Regions from separate parts of the Homo sapiens genome. Here region 2 is linked to region 1. Evidence: read pairs that join two places in POLR2A ChIA-PET (ENCODE). Cell type or tissue: HepG2. All regions are shown on one strand. Each heading gives the region's core, and the rest is flanking DNA. Links, peaks and the distances in the headings are about the cores only.

Evidence for each region. ChIA-PET counts read pairs that join two places held together with the same protein. Peaks named below come from ENCODE experiments on the same cell type or tissue, not always from the same donor. Only the 100,000 strongest peaks of a DNase experiment are listed, where the experiment ranks them.
Region 2: POLR2A ChIA-PET joins it to region 1 with 6 read pairs; 4 of 35 experiments call an interaction of 5 or more read pairs at or near these places.

The regions. Positions count from the first base shown.
Region 1 is chr1:40,419,641-40,425,015 of GRCh38, reverse strand. SMAP2 (small ArfGAP2) reads right to left here. Exons shown (of 10, transcript NM_022733.3): 10 at 1,694-3,040. The coding sequence ends at 2,915. Among named protein-coding and RNA genes, the nearest start is that of ZFP69B-DT, 28 kb to the left of the region's middle. In HepG2, for the core only: no CTCF peak of the experiment used is centred there; a DNase peak (open chromatin) is centred at 3,065; H3K4me3 peaks cover 797 bases.
Region 2 is chr1:40,358,607-40,363,981 of GRCh38, reverse strand. It overlaps a transcript of SMAP2 not described here. Among named protein-coding and RNA genes, the nearest start is that of SMAP2, 12 kb to the left of the region's middle. In HepG2, for the core only: no CTCF peak of the experiment used is centred there; no DNase peak of the experiment used is centred there.

The sequences.
Region 1 (5,375 bases), core at 161-5,160:
CAGGCCGGACACAGTGGCTCATGCCTGTAATCCCAGCACTATGGGGGGACGATGTGGGAGGATCACTTGAGCCCAGGAGCTTGAGACCAGCTTAGGCAACATAGGGAGACCCTGTCTCTCCAAAAAAAATTAGCCCAGTGTGGTGGTGCACGCCTTTGGCCCCAGCTACTTGGGGAGGCTGAAGTTGGAGGATAGCTTAAGCCCAGGAGGTCAAGGCTGCAGTGAGCCATGATCACACCACTGCACTCCAGCTTGGGCGACAGAGCGAGACCCTGTCTCAAAAACAAAACGAAAAAAAGAAATTATAAATTTGCTGCCCCATGAGACCATGAGCTTCTTAAAAGCAGAAACTATCTCAGATTCATCTATTTATCCTTCCCAAACTCTAAATGCTGATGGGTTCCAAGACTCAGTTCTCTTCTATTTTCTCAAGTGACTTCAACCGGTCTCATAGCTTTACATAACACCCGTACCCTCATGATTCCCAAACTGATGCCCCCAAACTATTTCCAACTCTTTCCAGATCTCTACGGACTGGCTGCTTATTTAGGTCTCAGTCCAAATGTAACCTTCTCCTGACCACTCCATCCAAATGGCCCCGTGCCCACTCTCTCCCCTTGTCTTATACTGTCTGAATTAAATCTATTTGTTTATTATGCATTTCTCCTACCACACTATCCTATGAGATTGGACAGTTTTTATTCACTGCTTTGTCTCTAGAGCCTAAAACATTCTTTGGCACATTACTGACACTTATTAAATGTTTGTCAAATGAGCTACTGCCTAACACAGATCTGGCACGTAATACCTGCTAATATCTGAGTGCTTAGTAAGTGCCCAGTAGTGTGCTAAATATACCACAGGAACTGCTTCTTACTATCCTAAGTATTACCATTGTCCCCATTTTACCTGGACACAGGAGTTCAGTAATTTGCTCAGGTCCCAGCGTAGGAAGGGATAGGAACACTGGCAGCCTGACCCAGAGCCAACTTTCCTAGTCACTGTGCTGTCCTCCCACTTACATCTTTAAGGACTCAAAGGGTGTACTCAAAGGAAAGAAGGGAGGAAGGGTCCAAGGATCACATTTGTTGAGAGCAGAAAAGGAGTCAAAGGGAGCAGGAAATGCACTAAAGATGGTCTTCGGCCTTTTGTATTTCGTACTGCCCCCAGGATTGAGTGTCCTAATTCCTGACACTGATACGGAAGGTCCAGTTCTGATAGCTCAGAGAGGGGTGAGTTACCTTTACCAGCCAAAGCTACTGCTCTCTTGGCAGAGAGGAATTTCAACTCACTACTTAATTGCCATGGTATAGGGAAAGAACAAGGGGCTGGAAATCCAGACACTTGGAGGCTACTGCCGGTTCTGCCCAGGGTTCTCTAGTGGACATTTGCCAACCATGTCCTTTCTCCGTGTCTCAGTTTCTCCACCTGTGGGGGGAAAGCATGCCGCTCTGATGCTCTGTGACTCTAGAAGGTGCTGATCTCTGGAGTTCTCTCAGCTCACAGCTCTAGATGCCAGTGGAGAGAGGCCCCCTTTCTGACTGCTGGAGCCTGGGCCTCACCCTTGGGTATGAGAAGTACAGAATTTTCTAAAATACAGGAAGTGAAACAATTGCCTTTGGAAAACAGAAAACCTAAGTGTAACGCACCCTCCTCCAAGAGTGACGCACAGTAATGGCCAAGCAAACAGTCCTTCCCTGCAATATTTATTAAGGAATTTACACATACACAGGAGAAAGGCAGCCAGGAACTGTGGTTCCCACACATGAAATCTTTTAAGCAAAGTTTTCTTGTCTGAATTTTCAAGTGGGGTGAACAATGACTGAGAGGAAAGCTGTCCCGGCCCTCTGCCTCGTACACCTGGGAACGGTGGGGAAACAGAGCACCCTGGATACACAGGCATGAAAGAGTGATCAGCAGACCGGGAGAAGGGAAGGGAGAAAGGGAGTTATCAATGACATGGCGTTTTTTAAACCATAAGAAAAACACAACAGTTTTAGGCTGCTGATAAATTAATTCCTCTCTGTTGTAAACCTAAAACTAAACAAAAACAAAAATACCCAGAGCAGATGGGGAGAGGGTGGGAGGCGGAACACACACTCATACACACACACACACTCACGCACACACACAAGCAGTACACGTTAAGCTCTGCATTCCCACTATAGGGGTTGGTCCTCCAGCCACGGAGCCAGATCCTACTGAAGGCAGGGGGGAGGCGGGAAGGGATGTGTGTCTGTGTGTGGGATCTTCATAAAGTCTTTGGTGCTAATAAAGGCTGACTGAAGCAGCAAGTCCTGAAGCCCCAGATCCAGAAAGCAACTCAGGGCGAAGAGAGTAGTATTTTTGCTCATCCTCATAGGAGGGGGCTTGCCTCACCCCAGGGCTAGGGTCAAACTGACCCAGGACCCAGGGAGTATTTAATTTGATTTCAGTACTTGCTTCATTCCCATAAATCATGAGAACATGATGCTTTTCAAATTTAAACACTTAGAAACAGCTTATTAACACATATAGAAGGACCTCTAAGCTTTCCCCTGTTTGCCTAATATACAACACCCACAGACCCTTCTGAGAGTCTGACAGGAGCTTTAACCTTGAGGGAAGGGACTCAAAGGTGTGCACACTTCTCCCACAGTTTAAGTGCCTTCTGCCAACAACTTCTAAGGTGCTGGTGCCAGGAGAGGACTGGGGAGGACGTTGGGATGGCTATGGGGCATGTACAACATAAAGCAACAGAGAGGTCTTCATGTTTGGGAAGTGGCTGGGCAGGATGCCAAACCCCAAATGACTTATTGAGCAATTTCTAAACCAAACAGAGAGGTAGGAAAAGAGGATGGGGGTCAGGGGTGGAGGCTGTGGAAAGGGGAGAGCGAGGGCTGAAGAGAATGGCAGCCATACAGGTGTTTTGTTTTTATTTCCACATCTGAGGACTGAGAGTCTGATTTGCTGCCTGTCCATTTCCGCCACTCATTGACTGTCCATAGTTCATCATGCCATTGGCTCCATAGAAGTTCATCCCAGCCATCTGCTGGGTCATCTGAAAGGGAGAGAGGAGACTTTCAGACCAGGCTGTGGGCATTCCGCCAATTAGTGCAAAAGGCAGGGTGAGAGTCCCTTTCTCTGCCAGGATGGGGAGAATGAGACAAAGGGAAACTCTGTTATGGACAGTAAACCCTGGACCTTAGCAGTCAGATCATTTCAAGGCCACGTACGTGAATGACCTTTTGGGAGTGCAATGCTGACGGAGACTAAAGCTCAGGGAGGGAAAGAAGGCATCCTGGCATCTGGATCTAGTCGACAGAAAATCAGCATGAGTTCCTCTCTTTTTCCTTTCCAGTCCCTCATCCTAAATAGAAGGGGCCTATTGTTAACTTGCCTGGCCAATCCTAAAAGCTGAAAGGAAAGCCCCCTCCCCAGTGCTCCCGCCTCATCTTCAGCACAGCTATTACTGTCAGTGTCAGGGAAAGCGCTTGAGCAGGCTTGCTCGTTTGCACAAGGGGGAAAAAAAGGAACTGGACTGTTCAGAATGAACAAAGGCGGTGGCGGGGCGGGGGCGGGGGAAGACTAATGTGTCTTCAGTGTATAAGAAGGGAAGGAGCTGGGAGAAAACAGTCAGTGGAATAAGGCCTGGGGCAGGATGGGGCGGGGGTCCTTCATGAATCTGATGGAAAGACTGGCCCCTAGCAGTGAACAGAAAAATACTTTATGGAGAAAAATGCCTTGAATTTCCTAAGCCTAGTAAATTTTCTATATAAGTTATTTTTCTTTAGGAGAAACTATTATTTTCTTGTACCAACTTTTAAAGTAAATTTCAAACTGACATAAAAGTTGAAACAATAGTACAATAAAACCCATGTATCTTCTTCCTTAAATTCACCAACTGTTAACATTTGCCATATTTTCTCTCCCTCCCTATAAAAAAACTTACATTTTTTTGATGAGTATCAAAAGTTGCAGATTAAAAAAAAAAAAAAGCTGCAGCTATCACGACATTTCATTCCTAAGTCAGGAGGCACCTCATAAGAATGAACACTTTAACAGAACCACAAAACAATGAACACGCTCAAGAATTTTAACATTAACACCATATTCTAATGTACATGGCATTTCATTTTCAGATCTCTGTAGTCTCCTTTAAGCTAGACCAGTTTCCCTAACACTTCCTTCCATTTCTTCCTGACACTGACATTTTTAAGAACCCAGGACAGTTATTTTGTAGCATACCCCTCAATTTGGATTCATCTCATGTTTTCTCATAATTGGATCGAGGTTCAATATTTTTGGCAAGATTCTATGGAGGTGACACATGTCTTTCTTAGTACAAAATATCAGGAAGCATATGACATTACTTTGTTCCTCTGTCAGTAATTTTATGTTTGATCACTTGGCTGAGGTAGTGACTATATTTCTTTCATTATAATTAATAAATAATCTGAAGGGCATTTCTTTGCAAATGTGTCAATCCTTTGCTCTTTTTACAACTACTGTCATTCTTCTGTAAAGAAGGCTTTTCCTCCCTCCATTCCACACCTGGTTTTTAAAAAATATCACCGTGGACTCATGGTTTTGTTTTGTTTTTTCCATTCAGTGTGTCATAATCCATTACTGTTGTTACTCTTTTTGATGTTCAAATTGTCTCACATTTGGCCAGTCAGAGCCACTGGAAGTTGGCTCATGCGTCCCTCTGACATATTCCCATCAGACTTATAGCATTCCATTACTTATATAAATAAAAACGAAACAATGAAAATAAGTGAATTAAAATCTCCACTATGAAAGCTAGAAAATAACAAAGTAAACCCATAGAAAGCCTACGGAAATTGAGGTAGAAAACGGAAAAATGTAGCACCAATAAATCGAAATCCTGGTTCTTTGAAAAAAATTAATGAGACTGCTAGGCATAACTTTTGATAAATTTGAAAACCTTGGCGAAATGGAAAATCTAGGTAAATACAGTTTTCCAAAATTGACTTCCATAGAAGAAACAGAGAAAAGTATCAAAGATTTGCTACAAAAAAAGCAATAGTGCCCACAAACTTCACATGGGAATTCCACAAAACCTTCAAAGACCAGAGCTACATAAATTATTCTGGACCACAGAGAAACAAAAACATAAAAGTACTTCTTATAAATAAGTATAACCCTGATAAAGATAGCTATACATGCACATGTGCAGTACACATGCACCATACCACCTCTCTGGGGTTCCTTTGCCTGTCTCTTGGTTTTCACATTAAATCACTTTGTATTTCTTTGTACCTAGTGCAAAACTAGTGTTGCTTTGTTAGCCAATTTGAACATCATTTTCTTTTGATAGAAGAGTTGCCTACTGGTATGACTGGTATGTTTGGTCTCAACTCCATCATATTAGA
Region 2 (5,375 bases), core at 215-5,214, 61 kb after region 1:
GTGTTATTTGTCACATGCAAATGAGCTTGGTGAGACTAAGCTTAGTGAGCTTCGTGATTCCCCTCTGGCTACAGCTGGTCTAAATGCTGCCTCTGGGGGCACCAGCTGAGTTCTGCCCAGGGTTGCTTTCCACTGTGACAAGGCAGCACTGAGTTCTAATGTAAAGTCCCACAATCACTGCACTCTCCTTCCCCCAAGCACACCAGTTCTCTCTCTGATCCACACGGCTGCTGGTGGGGAAGGGGTTAGTGGCATCAGCAATTCAAGACTGTCTTTTGTACTCTCTTCAGTGTCTCTTTCTGTAATATGAAGTTAAAACCAGGTACTGTGATTACTCACTGTATTTTTGGTTCATATGAAGGTGATTTTTTGTGTGGATAGTTGTTCAATTTGGTGTTCCTGTGGGGAGGACAATTGGTGAGGTCTTCTATTTTTGGCCATCTTGCTCTGCCTTCCTAGATATTAGATTTTTTTTTTTAAGTTTTAAATCAAAGTAAAAACATGCACATAGTTTTAAAAGTCAAGTAATTATACAAGGCTTATAATGACAAACAGTAATCCTCTGCCCCATCTCTGCCCACACTGGTCCCTACTCCTCTGAGACAACCATTTTCAACTCTTATAGTTGTTTCTTCTACAATTTATGTATTGCCCAAATAACATGTTTCTATCACCATGATTTACCTTCCCAGCTTTGCTTATTCACTTCCTGCTATGGAAGATGAAGATTTAGATTTCTTTATATATACTCCCCCAGACTTCCTTTCCCACATTTTCCTAGTATAGTTAAATGACAATATTTTGTTAAATTAATGCTCAATATTTATAATATTATGACTTAATATTATTGACAGTTGTGCTTTGTATTCATTGATTGCATTTTTTTCCTGGTTAAACTTTTTGTTTTTCCTGGAGTCAATAATTGCTCCACTTTGGAGTGCTTAATTTTCTATGAACCTATGATTAATTCATCTCCTAATACTCTGACAGAAGAGAATTTCCTCTTAGTGAGTTCTAACACATCAGCTAAGCTATAAATTTCATTATTCTTGGCGCTGTCCATCCTGAAGCTTCTGCCCTGCTGCTCCAAGCTGGAGGAGGCCTGCTGCTATGTAATCATCACCCTGGAATTCCCCTTCACTATCATCCTGGGAATAGCCTTCCTCTTTTTCCTGTGTTGAATGCTCTATTTTCTGGATTTGGTGCTTACGAGGGACAGAGCAAGTATAACTGACCAAGGCCTACTCCAAGAACTCTGTAGTGTAATGATAGGAAATTGCCCCACACCAGAGCATATCAATGTGAAATGGCAGAACACTGGGGGAAAAGGCAAGATCTGAAGTTTCCAGAGAGGAAAAACAAATCACATGAAAAAGAATCAGGAATGAGAATAGCATGGAGTTCTCAACAGTAGCACTGGAAGCCAGGAGACAATGAAACTTTGCCTCCAAAATTCTGAGAAAAAAAAGAGTTGCCAACCCAGAATTCTGTACCACCCAAACTACTATTCTAGAGGCAGTGTTGAATAAAGACAGTTTCACATACCATAGATTTCAAAATCTTGCCTCCTGCGCTGGCTGTGTTCCATTGGCTTCCACATCCTCTCTCAGCCCTTCAACTGGCTCTGAGGTCTAAGAGACAACTTTGATAGATGGCATCAACCTGGCTTCTCTGCACACCAGCTTTTGGTTGTGTTCAACCAATGGGAAGAACAGTGGGAAATCAGAGGGCAAGAGGAGAGAGAAGTCGAGTTATTTATTTTCTCTGCTTTCTCCCTACTGGCAGAGCTACTGCCCCCCTCCAGTGACAGTCAAAGTGTCTGCGACAGTGGCCCTCTTGACTGTGATGGTGGCCCTCTCCTACAGCGAGGGCTCACATCACATTCTGGTCATACTCTCTCCCCTGGCCTCTTCAGGCTTTGAGGGCAACAGCCATCTGCACTTGCTCGCCCCAAGATACATCATGCCCTTGGTTGATTTTCTTTCACCCTTCCCACACTTTACAAAATGGTCCCTTCTTTAAACGCTCCTCACTGGCCTCTTTTGCATTGGCCACAGGCTTCCTATTGGAATCCTAACCAGTTTATCTCCCATGCACACTTTGTCAAAAATGACAGCACAATCAAGCCGGGAGTCAGAAGCCTTAGGAATCAACCTGTTGCTCTATTCTATAGCAGCTGAGCTGGCACCCAAGCCACAAGACAAAGTCCTTCCCCCTCTTCCTTTCCCTTTGCTCAAGCAGAGGAGTCTCTCCCTGTGGCCACCAGTGCCCCAGGCCCACGGAAAGTACTCCCTGGCTTCTGCTGATGTTCATTCAAAGCCTAAGGGCTCTTTGGTCAGCTTGTGGTGAATGCTGCGAGGTGTGGGACTCTCCCTTCAGGGCAGTGGGCTCCCCTCTGGCCCAGGGAAGGTCCAGAAATGCCATCTAAGAGCTAAGGTCTGGAATTGGGGACCTCAAGGGCCCACTTGGTCAATCTGGTACCTAAGCTGCAGGACAAAGTTCCCTTTACTCTTCCTTCTCCTTTTTCAAGCAGAAGGAGTCCATTCCTGCAGCCACCACAGCTGGGAATGTGCTGGGTCACACATTAAGCCAGCACATCTCTGAGTCTCACCCAAGGCCCATGGTGAGTCCTGCCTGGGTACTGCTGCTGATCATTCGGGGCCCAAGTGCTCTTGAGTGAACAAGTGAAGAATCCTGCCAGGACTGGGTTCTTCCCTTCAAGGCAGTGGGTTCCCTTCTGACCCAGGGTGTGTCTAGAAATGTCATCCAAAACCTAGGACCTGGAATAGGGGCCTCAGGACTCTGCCTGGTGCCCTATCCTACTGTGGCTGAACTGGTATCCAAGTTGCAAGGCAAAGCCCTCTTTTCTCTCTCCTCTCTTGTGGAAGAAATGACTTTCTCCTGGAACTGCAAGCTATGCTGCCTGCAATTGGGGAAGGGATGGCAAAAGCACTACCTTGGCAGCCCCAGCTGGTGTCTTATTAAGTCATGTGCCCCCCATGTCCACTGGCTTCAAGCCCAGCATAGCATCAGGACTGTCCCCAGAATTGCAGTCCTCATGGCCTTGACTGTCTTTGAAGTTTACTTAGAACTCCAGAGCACTTTGGCCTGGGGTGGTGAGACTAATGTGAACTGTTTCCAACCACTGGTATGGACAATTCCCCTCTGGTGAGGATTGATCTAAATGCTCCCTGTGGAGCACTGGCTGAGTTCTGCCCAGGGTTGCTTTCCACTGTGACAAGGCAGCACTGAGTTCTAATGCAAAGTCCCACAATCACTGTGCTCTCCTTCTCCCAAGCACACTGATTCTCTCTGGGCCACACAGCTGTTGCTATGGAATGGGGGAGCAGTGCCATCAGCAATTCAAGACTGTCCTTTGGGCTGGGCACAGTGGCTCATGCCTGTAATCCCAGCACTTTGGGAGGCCGAGGCAGGTGGATGACCTGAGGTCAGAAGTTTGAGACCAGCCTGGCCAACATGGCAAAACCATGAGTCTACTAAAAATACAAAAATTAGCCAGGCGTGGTAGTGGGTACCTGTAATCCCACTACTCAGGAGGCTGAGGCAGGAGAATCACTTGAACCTGAGAGGCAGAGGTTGCAGTGAGCCAAGATCTTGCCACTGCACTCCAGCCTGGGCAACAGAGTAAGACTTTATCTCAAAAAAAAAAAAAAAAGCTCAGGCACGGTGGCTCACGCCTGTAATCCCAGCACTTTGGGAGGCCGAGGCAGGCGGATCATGAGGTCAGGAGATCGAGACCATCCTGGCTAACATGGTGAAACCCCGTCTCTACTAAAATTACAAAAAATTAGCCGGGTGTGGTGGTGGGCACCTGTAGTCCCAGCTACTCAGGAGGCTGAGGCAGGAGAATGGCATGAACCTGGGAGGCGGAGCTTGCAGTGAGCCGAGATCGCACCACTGCACTCCAGCCTAGGTGACACAGCGAGACTCCATCTCAAAAAAAAAAAAAAAAAAAAGAAAGAAGAAGAAGAAAAAAGTCTGTCTTTTGTACCCTCTTCAGTGCCTCTTTCTGTAATACGAAGTTAAAACCAGATACTGTGATTGCTTACTGATCAAAAATAATAATTACAACTTTTCAAGACATAGACAGTCCAATGAGATATAGACAGAAATGACAAAAAGTTAAAAAGGAGGGGGATAAAGTGTTGAGTTTTTATTAGTTTTTTTCTTTGCTTGTCTGTTTACGCAATCAGTGTTAAGTTGTCATCAGTTTAAAATAATGGGTTATAAGAGATGATTTGCAGTCCTTATGGTAACCTCAAATAAAAAACAAACAACAGATAAACAAAAAATAAAAAGCAAAAAAGTAAAGTGTACCACCAGAGAAAACCACCTTCACTAAAAGGAAGACAAGTAGAAAGGAAAGAAGGAAGAGAAAACCACAAAACAACCAGAAAACAAATAACAAAGTGGCAGGCATAAGTCCTTACTTACCAATAATAACACTGAATGTAAATGGACTAAACTCTCTGATGAAAAGACATAAAGTGGCTGAATGGATGAAAAAACAAGACCTGGTGATCTGTTGCATACAAGAAACTTACTTATAAAGACACAAATAGGGGTGCGGTGGCTCATGCCTGTAATCCCAGCACTTTGGGAGGCCAAGGTGGGTGGGTCACCTGAGGTCAGGAGTTCGAGACCAGCCTGGACAACATGGGGAAACCCCGTCTCTACTAAAAATACAAAAATTAGCTGGGCATGGTGGCACGCACTTGTAGTTCCAGCTACTTGGGAGGCTGAGGCAGGAGAATTGCTGGAACCTGGGAGACAGAGGTTGCAGTGAGCTGAGATTGTGCCACTGCACTCCAACCTGGGCAACAAAGCAAGGTTTTGTCTCAAACAAACAAACAAAAAAAGATACACATAGACTGAAAATAAAGGAATGGAAAAAGATATTCCATGTCAATGAAAACAAAAAAGAACAGAAGTAACTATATTTATAACAGACAAAATAGATTTCAAGATACAAACCATAAAAAGAGACAAAGAAGGTCATTATATAATGATAAAGGAATCAATTCAGCAAGAGGATGTATATATCTGCATCCAACACTGGAGCACCCAAATATATAAAGGAAATATTATTAGAGCTAAAGAGAGAAATAGACCCCAATACATTAATAGCTAGAAACTTCAACACCCTACTTTCAGCACTGGGCAGATCATCCAGACAGAAAACCAACAAAGAAACATCAGACTTAATCTGCACTAAAAATCGAATGAACCTAATAGATACAAAACATTTCATACAACAGCTGCGGAATACATATTCTTCTCCTCAGCACATGGATCATTCTCAAGGATAGAGTATATGTTAGGCCATAAAATAAGTCTTTAAAAATTCAAGACCA